Regions from separate parts of the Homo sapiens genome. Here region 1 is linked to region 2. Evidence: chromatin loops called from intact Hi-C (ENCODE). Cell type or tissue: Calu3. All regions are shown on one strand. Each heading gives the region's core, and the rest is flanking DNA. Links, peaks and the distances in the headings are about the cores only. Region 1 overlaps PIK3C2G (phosphatidylinositol-4-phosphate 3-kinase catalytic subunit type 2 gamma). Region 2 has its middle 11 kb from the start of PIK3C2G.

Region 1 (2,817 bases), core at 199-2,698, 52 kb after region 2:
TCATGATGATAGATATTGTTTTTTCACTTCCAGATGTAGGCTTTCCTTAAGCATTTCTTGTAAGTCTGGTTTAGTGGTGATGAATTCTCTCAGTTTTTGCTTTCCAAGGAACAACTTTATATCTCCTTCATTTGGCAAGTATAACTTAGCTGTGTAGAGTATTCTTGGTTGAGAGTGGTTTCTTTTTTTCTTTCTTTGAGCATTTTGAATATATCATCTCATTCTTACATGGCCTGTAAAGTTTCTGCTGATAAATTTGCTGTTAGGCTGATGGCGATTTCCTTCCATGTGACTCAATGCTTTTCCCTTGCTCTTTTTACAATACTCTTTGTCTTTGGCTTTTGACAGTTTGGCTACAATGTGCAATGGAAAAGACCTTTTTGGGTTGAATCTATTTGGGGATTTTTGAACTTCCTATATATAGATTTCTAAATCCCTAGCAAAACTTGGGAAGTTTTCAGCTATTGTTTTATTATATAGGTCTGCTATGCCTTTGCCCATCTCCACTCTTTATAGAACACCCAAAATGTGAATATTTGGTTGCTTTATGGTGTCCCATATGTCACATAGGCTTTCTTTATTTTGAAAATATTGTTTTACTTTTTTTTTGTCTGACTGGGTTATTTCAAAAGACCTATTATGAAGTTCTGAAATTCTCTCTGCTTGAGCTAGTCTATTGTTAAAGCTCTTTGTTATATTTCTTATTTCATTCACTGAATTCTTTTGTTCCAGAATTTTTGTTTGTTCCTTTTTTATTATTTTTGTCTCTTTTTTTACTCTCTTATTTAGATCCTGAATTGTTTTTATGATTTTTTGTGCTGTTTGCTTGTGTTCTCTTGTATCTCACTGAGTTTTTTTCATATCATTATTTTAAAAAGTTATCTCATATATTTTCTTTTCTTTGGAATGAAATTCGTGGCTGGAGAGTTTTGTGTTCTCTTGAAGATTCATATTTCTTTGCTTTTTATATTTCTTATGTCTTTACACAAAATATATATGCTATTAGTGTAATAGTCACTTCTTCCAATTTTTTTGGATAGGCTTTCATAGAGGAAGACTTTTTCCTACAGATACATCTATAGTGTGGGTGGGTATACAACTTCAGCATTCTTTCTAGGCAAATACAGCAGTGATTTCTTGTGATTCCTTTAGCTGTAATCAGCATCAATGATTTCTGTAATTTCCTCAGTGGCTTAAGCTACAGTTGTTAGTTCAGGCAGTGGTGAGGCTTTGCTAGGGACAAGGATACTGGGTGAATTAAACCTCAGCTTCCAGTGTGGTAGTGGTGGACCAACCATGGCTGTCTTTGGGCTCCTGGGTAGCCTATGTGGGCACTGGATTTAGCAGGCTCAGGTGAACTGATGCTTGGGCTCCCAGGTGACTTCCTTGGGTGCCAGCAGTGGCAGCAGAGGGCCGAGTGGATAGGCAGGTTTTGGGGCCCCTGGCAGTGCGCCTACAATCAATGATGAAAGTAGCAGAGAAGAAGCAACACTCAGGCTCCCAGGAGGCTCACACTGGTGCTAGCAGTGGCAGTGACAAGGTGGGCAAGCCAATCCCTAAGTCCCCCAGTGGCTTGTGTGAATGGGTTCCAGCAGTGGTGGTGGTGCCATGCAATTCAGGCTTGTCCTCAGGCTCTATGATGGTGTTCACAGGAGTAGAATGTTATGGGTGGGCAGGGCGATCCTCAGGACTCTGGATAAGGTGCTTGGGCACTGATGACAGGCATTTTGGGCCTGTTTTGCAGCTCCCTGATGGTGTTCATGTGCACCAGTAGAAGCAGGCAGAGCAGCTCAATCCCCAGGTCCCCACCTCGCATGCTTGGGTCCTGGTGGGTCTTTTGTCAGGCCATCTGATGTTTTGCTGGTGTGTTTCAGGCATAGACAGGGTGGCATGATTCCCAAGGACCTGGGCAGTGTAGTTGGGCACTAGAGGTGTAGCACTAGATAGGGCAGAACTGTCCTCAGGGTCCCCAGTGGTACTTAGGAGTACAAGCTGTGATGGGCAGGATGCAGTGATTCCCAGCCCCACGGATATGTTTGGGTGCTATGTGGCAGGCAGGCTAAGTCTTTTGTCAGGCTTCCTCTTGGTGCACATGCATGGCTGGGTGGCAGACGAGGCAGGGTGATTCCCAGGGTCCCAGACGTTAGGCTTGAGCACGGGGTGGAGGGGCAGTGCAAACCAGAGCAGGCCTGTCCTCAGACCCCCCAGTGGTACACACAGATGCAGTAGGCTGTGGTAGATGGGCCTAACCTATGTGATTTAAGTAATTTCTTTTTCTTTTCTTTCTCTTTCTTTCTTTCCTTCTTTCTTTCTTTCTTTCTTTCTTTTCTTTTCTTTCTTCTTTCTCTTTCTTTCTTTCTCTTTCTCTCTCTTCTTTCTTTCTTTTCCTTTCTTTCTCTTTTCTTTCCTTCTTTCTCTCTTTCTCTCTCCTTCCTTCCTTCTTCCTTCCTTCCCTCCCTCCCTCTCTCCTTTCTTTCTTTCTTTCTCTTTCCTTTCTTTCCTTTCTCTCTTTCTCTCTCTCTCTTTCTTTCTTTCTTTCTGACACAGTCTCACTCTGTCACCCAGGCTGAAGTGCAGTGGCATGATCTTGGCTCACCGCAACCCCAGCCTCCCAAGTTATAATCAATTCTCCTGCCTCAGCCTCCAGAGTAGCTGGGATTACAGGCACGCACCACCACGCCTATCTAATTTCGAATTTTTAGTGGAGACAGGTCTTCACCATGTTGGTCAGGTTCACTCCTCATCTCCAGTGATCAGCCCACCTTGGCCTCTCAAAGTGCTGGGATTACAGGCATGAGCTGCCACACCCAGCCTAAG
Region 2 (2,817 bases), core at 133-2,632:
TAGTGACTAGGATAGCATTATGTTTTTGACCTTTCAAAGGTATTTACTGTTGAATAAAAATGATTACTTTCAGAGGAATGAATATCTAATGGTGGAATTTAATTGAAGATAGTTTGATACTATAAACTCTATTTCCAACATAAATTATATTGATAAAGTAACTACGTTTTCACTTTTTCTTTAAAATTGGTATTACTTGCTTCTCTTTCTCCCTGACTTCCACTACAAGTATTTTCCTTTTCATCCTACTCATGGTCCTCCTAGGCCCTGGTTAATCCATAAACCATGTTTCATAAATTAAATTGAATAGCACTTTAAAGCAAAGTATCGTATAAACAGCTTCCTGGCTAAGTAAGAAATAGAGCCAAGATCAATTAGTAATATCTATCATGGGCAGGAGCGACTGTTCACTACTAAATAAATTTGCTTCTCCAGATTTAGCCAAACAGTTGTATGATACCATTAATATTATTTGAACAGTATATATCTACATAGTCATTTAGCAACCAGGATTATAAATTAAACAGAAATTAGAAATTGAAAATCTTCTGCTAACTTTTTTCATTAAAAAAGTGAAAACTCAGAAATATCTTATATTTCACAAAGCTAAAATTTCAGAAATAAAACTGTCCTTTTTAAACTTTTCTTTACAAACCCATCTTAACTCGAATAAGCTTCCAACTAATAAATACTAATAGTTCCTTTTTAAAAAAAAAAAGCCTTTTAATAATATCACAGTGAAAATAATATTTCCTTGAAGGAGGTAAATGGGGGATGCCCTGTACACAGATCTTAACTCTAACTAATTGTAAGTTTAGCTCACTCAATGTAACCAGAATTAGTCAGAAAAATCTGATTTTCTCCTGTCTCAAGCAAACAAAATGTTAAGTTCACTAGTTTAGAAAATATCGACTGGAACTGCTAACAATTAGCTTGTTCTTATTATGGTGAAAATAGATTTATACATTTTATGTACTATATCTAGGTAATATAAAATGGCACATATTATGGAAGCAGGACAATTTTATTATTTAATTGTACCAACAGAAAAAAAAGTGAAATTGACAGAATTTTATTCCCAGTATAGCGGTCGAAAAACATTTTGTTATTATGAATTTGCCGTACATTATTGTCCTTTTTCATACTCCCAAAGGGAAAAAACATATTTGATTGAAAAATAATATATAGTTCTCATAAGGCATGATTTTTCTCATGTCCTAGTTCTTTTAGCCACAATCACGAGGAGCTTCTTGACATTTAGAGAAGCATTTCATTTCCAGAAGGTGGCGCTGTAGAATAGTTAAAAACGCAGGTTTGCTTTCCCTCAGAAACAAAGCAGATATTCCCTTCATTAACATCCAAGTTAACTGCAATTCTAAGAGTATTCAAATTAAATAAATGCCCTACTGCCCTTTCCTTGCTAACATTTTAAAATCACCATTTTCCTATGTCTGTGACCTAATTGTCTAGGCAAACTAGCAGTACAACAATTTAGAAAGTGCAATATTAAAAACAAAATAAGCAAAAATATTAAGGGATATGTTAGAAAAGTAGGCCAGGCTTACATGAGAAATACCAACTTCTGCTTTAACATTTAATAAAATTTATCTATAAATGCATTTGAATAGCATTTCATGCCATATAATTGTATTATACTCAAAATATACGTAAAATCAGAGAATTCATGTGCAAAATCAGATAATTAACTATAGAAATTCATGGATCTTCTAGTGATTATTTAAAATATTTCTGGCATTATTAAAACCTGAGGATTTAATAAGTGTATGGGGAAATTGAAGAAAGAGCAAAGAAATCAGAAAAGAGAGTAGAATTCCTTAATTCTTGAATTTTCTAGAGTTTTTAGAAATCTTTGCCTAGTAAAACATATGTAGCATTATATGTAATAAATTTCGACTACAGTAAATTGATCTGTTTTCTATGCAAAGACAGATGGAGAACATCTGTGATGTTGCCTGAGATTGTGAGTATTTATAGCACATTATTTATGTAAGCAACAAGAACCTATTCAGTGGTCAAATGAAAACTGTTATATTTAGAATGGAAAAGTCCACTTAAAACTGTCAACTTACAGTTTTTGGAAGAATTGGAAATTTTAGTCATAGTCATTTATATACTGGGAGCTTTTTTTTGTCTATTTGAGCCTTGTTGTTTACTACCTGTTATATCACACAAACTACAAATGCATCTCTAGTAAAACTCTAAGCATGTGATAACAGTAGACAATGACTAGAAATATATTTGAAATTCATCATGTGCAATGTATTTAGTGTAGCCTATAGTATCACAAATACATCAATGTGTCCCACTCTTACTTTTATGAAATTATCTTCACAATGCACCATGGTTTAAAATATCTGTTGAAATGGAAGGCATAGATCCATCACTTAAAATTTGAAGAGTCATACTATTATACTTAATCTGTTTTTCTTGAAATACGTAGCACAAATATTTGGATTCTTAAAAATTAATAATAACCATAGCTTGATTTTTGTTAAATTAAGGCTTTTCTATCATCTCAATTTACAATGTATTATAGAAATATGCATACCACAGTCATTTTCAGGATTTGGGAGGATGTCTGCAAATTAAGCTAGTAATTTATCTTAAGAAGAAAGGAATGAAGATACCAAAATTACACGTGACACTTTGTAATATTCATGTTTCTACTAACACACCATCTCTGAATGCAATAGACTCTACTCAAGTATTTTTAAATGTGTAAATGACACTTATTCTGTAAATACTTAAATTAGTTTTTTCCAGAAAAGACATATTCAGAAAAGGAACATTCAGTTA

What was found. Peaks named below come from ENCODE experiments on the same cell type or tissue, not always from the same donor. Only the 100,000 strongest peaks of a DNase experiment are listed, where the experiment ranks them.
Region 1: a loop joins it to region 2, with 4 times the contacts of the local background. A loop is called at or near these places in 10 of 110 quality-filtered maps.

The regions. Positions count from the first base shown.
Region 1 is chr12:18,300,815-18,303,631 of GRCh38, forward strand. The region is part of intron 5 of PIK3C2G (phosphatidylinositol-4-phosphate 3-kinase catalytic subunit type 2 gamma); the gene reads left to right. The region is part of intron 1 of LOC124902890 (a long non-coding RNA gene); the gene reads right to left. Among named protein-coding and RNA genes, the nearest start is that of PIK3C2G, 41 kb to the left of the region's middle. In Calu3, for the core only: no CTCF peak of the experiment used is centred there; DNase peaks (open chromatin) are centred at 1,447 and 2,067.
Region 2 is chr12:18,249,223-18,252,039 of GRCh38, forward strand. It overlaps a transcript of PIK3C2G not described here. Among named protein-coding and RNA genes, the nearest start is that of PIK3C2G, 11 kb to the right of the region's middle. In Calu3, for the core only: a CTCF peak has its summit at 1,297 (motif pointing right); a DNase peak (open chromatin) is centred at 1,288.